Regions from separate parts of the Homo sapiens genome. Here region 2 is linked to region 1. A link is a loop called in an ENCODE intact Hi-C map of the cell type or tissue named here. Cell type or tissue: prostate gland. All regions are shown on one strand. Links, peaks and the distances in the headings refer to the core of each region. The heading gives the core; the rest is flanking DNA. Region 1 overlaps MSL3 (MSL complex subunit 3). Region 2 overlaps CLCN4 (chloride voltage-gated channel 4).

The links. Peaks named below come from ENCODE experiments on the same cell type or tissue, not always from the same donor. Only the 100,000 strongest peaks of a DNase experiment are listed, where the experiment ranks them.
Region 2: a loop joins it to region 1, with 5 times the contacts of the local background. A loop is called at or near these places in 5 of 110 quality-filtered maps.

The regions. Positions count from the first base shown.
Region 1 is chrX:11,768,056-11,773,441 of GRCh38, reverse strand. It overlaps MSL3 (MSL complex subunit 3), which reads right to left. Exons shown (of 13, transcript NM_078629.4): 10 at 4,760-4,869; 11 at 1,187-1,286; 12 at 737-821. Among named protein-coding and RNA genes, the nearest start is that of MSL3, 13 kb to the right of the region's middle. In prostate gland, for the core only: a CTCF peak has its summit at 3,003 (motif pointing right); a DNase peak (open chromatin) is centred at 2,981.
Region 2 is chrX:10,187,556-10,192,941 of GRCh38, reverse strand. CLCN4 (chloride voltage-gated channel 4) reads right to left here. Exons shown (of 13, transcript NM_001830.4): 4 at 5,328-5,386. Among named protein-coding and RNA genes, the nearest start is that of CLCN4, 33 kb to the right of the region's middle. RefSeq lists a silencer at 3,062-3,191. In prostate gland, for the core only: CTCF peaks have their summits at 2,397 and 3,168 (motif pointing left); a DNase peak (open chromatin) is centred at 3,141.

The DNA of each region.
Region 1 (5,386 bases), core at 314-5,313:
TTGATAAGTCAGGGTGGGGCCTGGATACAAGGAAGAGATACTCCTTAAAGAGAAGGAAGAAACAAAGTCAGGTAGCTAGGATGAGCTGGGTGAGGCAGGGGGACAACTAGCCTTGAAGGCCAAGGAGAGAAAGTGGTCCATAGACATCATCTGGAAGGGAGAGGACACAGCAGAGCCTCAGATCAAATGATCCTATTAGATAAAAAAATGACTGGCTTTGTCAGCTGCAGGAAACAATACCTTGGTCTGAATTCATACATGACAACACAGACAAGGGGTCTTTTCTCTTAATTCTAAAGTAAACACCGAAATCCAACCTATAAATGCTACTATTTAAGTTAGTTTATGTACATGCAACAAAGGAAAGTCCACTACTTGAGGTACTGTTGAATAAAAAAATGTAAAACTAAATTATCATCAATCTCAATCACTTCTACTTTAGAAAATTTATTTTCTATTTATAAGGTTTTTTTAAATTAAATTCTTCTAGTGAGACAAAAAAACTTCACCTCTGTACAATGAATGCCCCTAACTCAGAAACCAGAGAAATTATGGAAAAAAGAAATACCAAAAAAACCCACTCCTAATTCCCATTACGGTTAGAACCAACCATGCTTAGGTAATACTTCTACTATTTAAAATATCACAGAGCTGACTTCCCCATGTGCTAAAGAGAAGTTCAGAAAAGCCACATATATGGCAACAGGTGTAAGTTTTGACAAAATAATAAAAATACCTCAAAAAGAGATCAAAGTGCTTCAATAAAGCCTTCAGATTCTTCTCAGAAAAGGACATCTTTCCAAGGATTTCTGGAAGTTTCACTGCATTAAAAATAAAGGCAAAACCATTTACAATTAGCAGAATCTGACAATGCATAGGATTCACTCAGGGAAGGTCTGGGCCCCTCCTTATCTCTACTGGAACTGAAATTAACATCCACATTATCAAACAAATCCCCAAACTCTTACTGAACAAAGACAGAGTAGCAGTACAAATATTACAAACATAATTTTTATGAAATTTAAGATTCATTCAATGCCTTTTCTTTGATAGATTACTTTTAATTTTTCTTGGATCCCCAAATTTCTTAGTTAGATAATTATAGCCCAAACCACAAGGTGTACAGAAAGCTAACAAGAGAATACAAAATGAAAAATGGAAAGAAGGCAGGAACCAGGATTCTTACCAAACAATCGCAGCAAATGTTGTGCCCCATAAATGTAAGAGGGTGGAGGCGGCTGGTCACCTGGGGGGTAATTGTCAGGCACAAGCTTCCAGGAGAGGACCTGGAAAAAGCACGAATTGAATGCTTTTGTTATTCTTAATGGAGACACTTCCAACCACCTAACAATTATGACAGTAAATTGTACGTAGAGGGGAAAAAATAAGTGATTGGATCAAAATAAACACAAGCTTACAAAAAACAAAGATGAAAGGCAAAAACACTTAAAATAGATCAAGAAAGTCTTTAATTTCTTAACTCGCAACAGTTATTCTCTATAAATAACTGTAACTGTTTAGGTTCTTTAGTCCTTTCTCTTTATTGAAAATTCTGCTGCATGGCCAGGCGCGGTGGCTCACACCTGTAATCCCAGCACTTTGGGAGGCCGAGGTGTGTGGATCAACTGCGGTCGGGAGCTTGAGACCAGCCTGGCCAACATGTTGAAACCCCATCTCTACTAAAAATACAAAAAATTAGCCAGGTGTGGTGGTGGACGCCTGTAATCCCAGCTACTTGGGAGGCTGAGGCAGGAGAATCACCTGAACCAAGGAGGCAGAGGTTACAGTGAACCAAGGTTGTGCCACTGCACTCCAGCCTGGGCAACAAGAGTGAAACTCTGGCCCCCTTCCCCTCCACCCAGAAAAAAGAAAATCCTGCTGCACTAGAGAGAGAATGAAGCATTAAAAAGTAATCCATAGATGTTCTGAATAATATTACTGTTGTTTCAAGATTCCTTAATTTCTTGCTGTTAGATTCATTATGGAAACGAATTTGAATCTTTTAACCCCTTGAATCAACTGAAATAGACTTCAAACCTGATAACTGATTTGTCTTCATTCTGAATTTCAGAACTGTGGGTGGACCTGGGGCTTTTGTTAAAGGGAGAGTTGCATTTCAAAACTCTCTGATGAATTTCCGTAAAAGTACTTCAGCAAATTATAGAACCAGAGCCTACTCTACTGAGCTGCTACTTTGGCTTTTGGGACGTCATATTCAATATGGAAACAGTCAGACTGGAGGAAGTCCACCAGCAGACAAAGCAGAAAGAAAGATGCCCCCACAAACTCAGAAACACTGATATAGTCAGTTTAACAACATGGAACTGCCAGAAGCTAATAAGCACCAAGGTGGCCCTGAAGGATCCAGAACAAAGGCCTAGCTTCACTTTGGCCCCTGCCTAGACAGGCCTAGACTCTCGCCTAGGTCTCCACCCCCAGCGCCCCACTTCTGCACTGTGGAGCACTGAGGGAAGGGATCGTTCCAGCATCTTTACAGCATCCCCAGCACCTGCCCAGTGCACACAGCTGAAGCTTTGGAACCATTCTGAAAGTGACTCAAAGGAAACATACAGGACTTTGCAATCTCAGAGGCATGAACAGCACTTGGCACGTACAAAAGCAGGTCATCTGGCTCTATCTCACTCACTCAATTCTGTGTTTCAAGGCAGTTTATAATCTTCTATTTATGAAGACACATTTTCCGGGGAAAAATGGTAGGTTTCTAGTCGGGGGATTCCCAGTGGGGTATGCATGGGAATCATTGATGGACCTTTACTGGCATGTGCTGGCCCAGACCAGCCCCTAGTACTGTGGAGCAGCGATTGGAACTGAGAGAAAGAGCCCTGGTCAAAAAACACGGTGGTAGACGTACGTAAGAAGGTGGGAATCCACGAAGGTCTCATGAGTCCTTGTGAGAGCCGCCTGAACCCCAACCATTTCCCAGAAAGCACTTTCAAACTATAAGTTGCAGCTGTACCTATAACCACTAGATGGCGCATTCGCACTGCAGACCGGAGTGGGAATAGCCCTTACTTGACAACTCAGATGCCCCTTAAATTCACGATTTCCCCTCAATAATAAAATTCGTAGTGCATTCTTATCTGAAAAATGGGCATGTCAGGGACTGCTTGAACTAGGGATTTCCTAACCTACCCTCAACAATCATCATAACACAAATTAGGCTTTCTAGATTCTCTATGGGGTCAGCCAACTGTAGCCCCTAGGCCAAATCCAGCCCCATGCTCATATGTTCAAAATGGTTGGGGAAAAAAAATCATACGAATAATATTTTGTGATATGTGAAAATCACATGACATTAAATTCTCAGTGTCCATGAATGAATTAAGGGGGCAGCACACAGAGCCACACCCCTTTGTTTATGGCAGAGCCACGTCCCTTTGTTTAGGGCTTTCCTGCTGGAACAGCAGAGTTGAGCAGTCTCTCAAGAGACCTTAGGGTACACACTACTGAAGACAGTTATCGTCTGGAAGAAAGTTTTGTGACTTCTCTTCCCATCATCAAGTGCTCTTTGCCTAGGCTGGGCACAGTGGCTCATGCCTGTAACCCCAGCACTTTGGGAGGCAGAGGCGGGAGGATCACTTGAGCTCAGGAGTTGGTGACCAGGCTGGGCAACATGGCAAAACTTAGTCTCTACAAAAAAATGCAAAAATTAGCCAGGCCATGGTGGCATGAGCCTGTAGTTCCAGCTACTCAGGAGGCTGAGGTGGGAGGATCGCCTGAGCCCAGGAGGCAGAGGCTGCAGTGAGCTAACATCCTGCCACTGCACTGCAGCCTGGGTGACAGCATGAGAGTGAGACCCTGTGTCAAAAAAAGAAAAAAATGTTCTTTGCCTAGCAAAGCCATTTTCCCTTGTGCAACTCCTACTCACCTTAAAAAAAGAGGAAATCTCACCTCCTAGGAGACGTTCACAGAATATGCTGATAAACTGAGACGTCTTCAGAATCCCTGACAAACTCACCACCTACAGATCACCTAATGGGCCTTAAAAATAGTTTTAAAATGAAAAGTTTTCCCATCTATCAAGTGGAAATCTGGTGGCAAGGCTGATCTCGAGAATTCAAAGTATTTGGTTCAAGTGTCTGGCACAGTGGTGGCCTAGAGCCCATCCCTGAAGGGACGGCTATTGGTATTACTGTTAATGATGGAGGGGAATCAGGGATTTAAAGTAGGAGTCAGCAAACTACAGCCTGCTGGTCACATCCCGCCCAACTACTGCCTGTTTCTATATTGCCCACAAGCTAAGAGTGGATGTTATATTTTTAAATGATTGAAAAACAAAAAAAATTTTCAAACACATGAAAATTAAATGCTAGTCAAATTTCAGTGTCCATAAATCAAGTTTTATTGGAATATAGCACACTCATTTTATTTACATACTATCTGTGGCTACTTTTGGAGTTAAGTAGCCTTGACAGACACCATATGGCCCACAAAGCCGAAAGTATTTACCCTCTGGCCCTCTGTGGAAATTGACATCTGTTCTATAAAGTAAAAATACTGGTATTTCAATAATTGCACTTATTTAAAAGATGATTGTCAGTGTAGGGCTGGAATCCTAACAATTTTCTCACTTTAGAAACCAAAACCCACAGTGTTAAGCATAAAATTACGTACAATTTTGATAATGTTTACAGTAATAGCAGCAACATGATGCTTTAAGAACCTTGACTTCCACCTATAGAATTGAAGTAATCACAAATAAAGGAACCATTGGGAACAAACATCAAACATTCTTTACCTCGTTTATTTCATTAGTTCTTCTCCCTTCAAAGCCAGCAAACACAGCACTCCCTTCCTTGCTAGGAGTCAGAGGAATAGGTGAAGATGATCTGCTATGCACAGGTGTCTCTTCCAAAGAAAAAGATGAAATTATTCACACAGCAACTGAATTAAAGACTGCCTCAAGACTGTTAAAAACTGCAGAACATAAATCTAAACTTGGTTCTCAGAAATTACCAACCTTTAACGATAAGACTTTCCTAACAGATAGCACCTGAATTTTATTTGGTTAAAAAAATAAGGAATAAAGCACTGACATATGCTACAATGTGGATGAACCTTAAAAGACTATGCTTAGTGAATGGAGCCAATCACAAAGGGCCACATACTATGTTTCCATTTATATGAAATACCCAGGGTAGGCAAATCCAGAGAGACCGAAAGCAGCTTAGTGGTTGCCAGGAGCTTGCAGAAGGGGAAGTGGGGAGTGATTGCTACTGGGTATGGGGTTTCTCGTGGGGGGGTGCTGAAAATGTTCTGGAATTGACTGTGCAGATGGTCGCACAACTCTGTGAATACACTAAAAACTACTGGATTGAACTGTATATGTGGATGTGTCAATGAAGCTGTTAAGTGCCACTGAATT
Region 2 (5,386 bases), core at 387-5,386, 1.6 Mb after region 1:
GCACACTACTGTGCAAACTAGAAATCTGGGAAAGCAACCCCCTTCCAGGCAATCCCCATATCCCAGCAGCTCCACCTCTGAAATCTCTCTTGAATCACTGCAGTTTCCCCCATCCCCACTCGGGCTGTCTTTCAGATCACCGTGTTGAAGTCATTGCTGGCTGGACTGCTGCAGGAGCTTCCTCTCTGGTCTCCAGCCTCAGTCCTGCCCCATTCATGGCCTCTCCACACTGTGGTCAAATAGGCTTTCCAAATGCCAGACTGACCTGTGCCACTCCCCTGTGGAAAGCCCTGCCATGGTTACCCATTATTCTTGGGAGAACACCCAAATCCTCAACAGGTCACCCACCCTGACAGCTGGCCCCTCAGATCTCTCCAGCTTCATCTCTTTCCCTCACTAACTCCCCACACCCTGCCCACTCCATGTTCCTGGAATGTGCCACGCTCTCCTACCTGCACCATCTCAGCAAGCACTGCCCTCCCCTCCCATCAGACTCCTACTTATCATCCAGATTCCAGCATTTATATCACCTCCTCTGGGAAGTCTTTCCTGATTTCCTAAGCCTGGGTTAGGTGTACTTCCCTGGCATTCCTGTGGCTGCCTGTCCTTCCCCATCACCACACCTCTCGCATCCTAATATCACAATTAGCTCTCTTTCTCTTTTTCTCCGTGTGTGTGTGTGTGTGTGTGTGTGTGTACTTCCACTAGTCTATAAGTGGTGGGTAAAAAAGGTTTCATTGTTTGGTTTTCATACCACAGTGGGGGGTCAGGCCTGGCATCCAGACCCTGTGTCCACTCTAAGTGGGCAAGGACCCTATCTGTCTTGTCCATTGTTATATCCATGTCAGGTGCATGGTTGGCACTATATATCCATGTTGAATAAAATATTGCAATAAATAAATGAATGAAAAAATCAGAAAACTCAGGTCCATTCATTCATTCAAGGGATAGTTACTGAACATGTACCTACTACACGGCAGTTACTCATCCATGTCTTGGGAATACAGCAGTGCAAAGAGTAGACCCAGGCCCCTGCCTTTGTGTAACTGTACCTGGGACAGGAGAAAATAAGTATATTAAAGGCTCTGTTAAAAAGTATAAGGGCCAGGCGCAGTGGCTTATGCCAGTAGTCCCAGCACTTTGGAAGGCCGAGGTGGACAAATCGTTTGAGGCCAGGAGTTCAGGACTAGCCTGAACAGCATGACAAGATCCTGTCTCTACAAAAAAAAAAAAAAAAAAAAAAAAAAAATTAACCAGATATGGTGGCACGCGCCTATAGTCCCAGCTACTCAGGAGGCTGAGGCAGGCAGATTGCTCAAGCCCAGTCTGTAACGAACCATGATCGCGCCAGAACCAGACCCTGTCTCAAAAAAACCAATTCTATTCCTAGGCATATACCCAAGAGAAATGAAAACATCCATGCACACAAACACTTGAACAAAAATGTTCATAGCAGCATTCTTCAAAATAGTCACAAAGTAGAAAGAACTCAAATATCCATCAATGGATAAGTGGATAAACAACGTGTGGTCTATCCATACAATGGAATTGTACTTGGTAGTGAAAAGGAATGAAGTACTGACACGTGCTACAACATGGACAAACTTTGAACATATTATGCTGAGTAGAATAAGTTAATCACAAAGACCACATATTGTATGATTCCATTTATATGAAATGCCCAGAATAGGCAAATCCATAGAGACAGAAAGCAGGTTAACAGTGGCCTAGGGCTGGAAGGGGGATGGTTGGGGAGCAGGGGCTTGATAGCTACAGGGTATAATGATTCTTTTGGGCATGATAAAATTATTCTAAAATCGACCACGGTGATGGTTGTACAACTCTGTGATACATTAAAAACCACTGAATTGTATACTTTAAATGGGTGAATTATATGGAATGTGAGTTATATTTCAATAAAGCTTTACATACATACATATATACATCCATAGAGCAGGTGAGGGAGGTGAGGCTTACAGAGAGAGGGATGTAATTTTATTGTTTTTTAAATTTTAAATATCAGACAGGTTTGAAATTTTTAAACATGCAATTCAATAATGAAAGACTTGATTCCAAATATACAAATATATATAATTAGTCTAATTAAGTTAGAGATATCATTAGCTATTTCCTGATTTATTCTTTCATTTTAAAATGGACACATAAGATTGTATGTTGTAATCATATACAACATGATGTTTTGAAGTACATATACCTTGTGGAATGGTGAAAACTATTTCCTGATTTAAAGTTGGAAACTGAAACCCAGTGAAAAGAAATCCTACATGCTCAAAGTATTTTCTCTAGATCATGAAATCCTGGATGCAAGCTTGGTTCCGCTTAATGCTAGTTTGCAGAGTCAGCTAAGTAAACACTGCCCCCTAGCAACAGCACGCAAGAACCATAATATTTAGTATTTCATGAGGTCTTTCCACAGGGTCCGGTAATGTCAAATTTAGAACTATCCACAGTTCTTTGTTTTTCCACAGGAAAAACAAAGGCAAAGAGCTCATTATCTTGATTTTTTAACTTTTTAAAACTGACACATAATAATTGTGTATATCAATGTCATGTTTTGATCTATGTATACATTATAGAAAGACTTGATCGAGCTAATTAAAGATCCGATCATGCCGTTATTTTAATGGCAAAAACCACAATTACCTTCGCACCAACCGAATCACCTCCCCAGTTTATTTTTGTGGTGAGATTATTAAAGTCTACTCTTTTAGCAATTTTGAAATATACAATACATGATCATTAATTGTGGTCACCATGCAGTGCGACCGCTCACTAAAGCTTATTCCTCCAGTCTAACTGAAACTTACGCCCTCTGATCAACATCTCTTTCCCCATCCTGTCCCCACCCCTCCCTCTAGCAGCCACCTTTCTACTCTGTTTCTATGACACTGGTTTTATTTTTTTGGACTCCACAGATAAGTGACATCGTGCAGTATTTGAAGAAGAAGGTGAAGAAGATGGGAGGGTCCTGCAGATATCCAGGGGCAAACAGGATGATCACCCCAAGTTTCATCATTATTCATTCATTCACAACCCCCCTACTGCACACCCAATCTTCCTTGCTGATTCTGGTTCTGACTGCGCTTCAGCAGGCCTCAGCTTTCTTTCGTGGTCCAACAGTGACACCTAGCGGTGACTTCTGATAAGCACATGCGGAGATGCTGTGGGCCTACCCATGAGGGGAGTCCGAAGACAACAGCCACTGAGGGGACAGCCGGCCAGGCAGTGAGACCCCAGGTCCTCTCCACTGTTAGTCCAGCGAGGAAGGGGGAAGTGAGTGGGACGTGGCTCTCTGGCTGTCCCTTCAAAGTGCATCCAAATCAAAAGAACACTGTAGTCCCTTCATTTTCAGCATCACCCCATTCTCACCCTCCCATGTATTCCCCTGCTGACGTGCGCATGGGCTCTCCTTTGGCCAGTGGTGCTCACCCCTGGCTGCACATTACAATCACAGAGGGGAGGGGCAGGCTGTATTCAAGCTAGAGGTCCTCTCCAGAGATACTGTTTAAGTGAAGCCAGGGCAGCAGCATATTGTTTTTAATTCCCCCTCGTGAAAGAGCTGATGGAAATCAAGTGGATAATAAAGCCAGCTGGTCAAAATCAGATTAAAGTCAGCCCAGTTGGGCTCCTAGGTCAGTCAATGAATCTAAGCTGTGCCGTTATCAGAACATCTATTCCTGTTCTGAGTTTCTTCATTTACCCTATTTATTTCTCCTTCCTACGAGCCAAGAAAAATGACACACTATAAGGTTTTATCAATCTACTCTAAATAAGGACATCAAAATTCATAGCAAACTCCCACCTGGCCCACCTTCAAAGGCCTTTATAGAAGCAGTCAAGCAAAATTGGTCGTCCAATCCCTTGTGACAATGAAGTCTAATTTCCTGCCCTGGCTGCTGCCAGTACATGACGGGAAATGCCACTGGTAAAGGAAGGACAGGCTTGGAGAAACGGACAGACAGCATCTGTGACTAGTAGGAAAGAACTCCCCCTCTGAGCATTCCTCTTAGCTCTTTACGGAATGCTGAGGCAGGTGAGGGAGGTAGAGCCCTTCCCTGGCAACCAAGCCCCTCCTCCGATGAGCTAGGGAATAAATCAAGATCACCTGGAAACTGAAAGCCCCTGGAATCACAAAACTCTATCTGTGCCCCATTTGTGTTCTGTCCTTCTTAGACCACTTACTACATATATTCTGCCTGTGTTCTAGTCAATTCCCTGATCTGTTCTCTAACCATAACTATTATGTTGTTATATGCAGGGGATTTTTATTAAGGAAACCTCTTCGTCATGCCAAATTTTTTATTCTTAGACATTAACCTTCACAATCTCCTAAAAGGACATAAGTTTCAGGAAACTATTTCCCGGAAGGGCTGGTGCGTTTGATATTAAAAAGACGTGTTTCCCCTCCAGATAGCATCCATTTACTCTGGAAACATCTACTGCTCGCAAACACGGTGTTGGGATTCTAAAAAGGAAAGATGCAGAGTTCCTGAGGGTCAGGATGATGGAGGCCCCTGGGCCTGCCTCAGCTCCCGTGGGTGTCTAGCATGGTGCTGACTGTTGCAGGATGTTTCCAGTTCATCCCAGAGCCTACCAGTAGTAGCAAAAGGCAATCTCATATGACATTTTGTTATTGAAGATAAAACAGTCCCTGATTTTGTTGTCATCTACATAATCAAGAATAACCGAATATAAAATGTGTGCTTGGCTGGGCTCAGTGGCTCACACCTGTAATCCCAACACTTTGGCTGAGGCAGGAGGATGGCTTGAGCCCAGGAGTTTGAGACCAGCCTGAGCAACACAGTGAGACCCCATCTCTATGAAAAAATAACAAAAATTAGCTGAGCATGGTGGCGCATGCCTGTGGTCCTGGCTACTCAGGAGGCTGAGGTGGGAGGATTGTTCAACCCCGGGAGGTGGAGGCTGCAGTGAACTGGCATCATTCCACTGCCCTCCAGCCTGGGCAATGGAACAAGACCGTTTCCAAAAAAAATGTGTGTTTTCAGTCAAATCCGGTATAGTAAGAAAACTCTGCTCTGTGTGGAAAGGCTACCAGCTCTATCGTCACAGCTCTTCAGAAGCCTGTGCCTGAGCTCATGCCTTGGGCATGCCTTATTGATGATGGATTTTAGGTTAAATATACAGCCATGCATTTTGCCCTTAGATATTTCAAGTAATAAATCCCTCCCACAGGGGTAAAAGCGACAAGCGACACGCGCTATATTCCAAATCTCCCAGAGGGTTCGTGTTTTGAGGTTTCGGCCTCTGCAGCTTCCCACGGGAGTGCCGCATGCCCATCCACGTACCCGCCAGCAGGCCGATGAGCAGCATCACCACCCATCCCGACCAGGCATCCAGCAGGCTC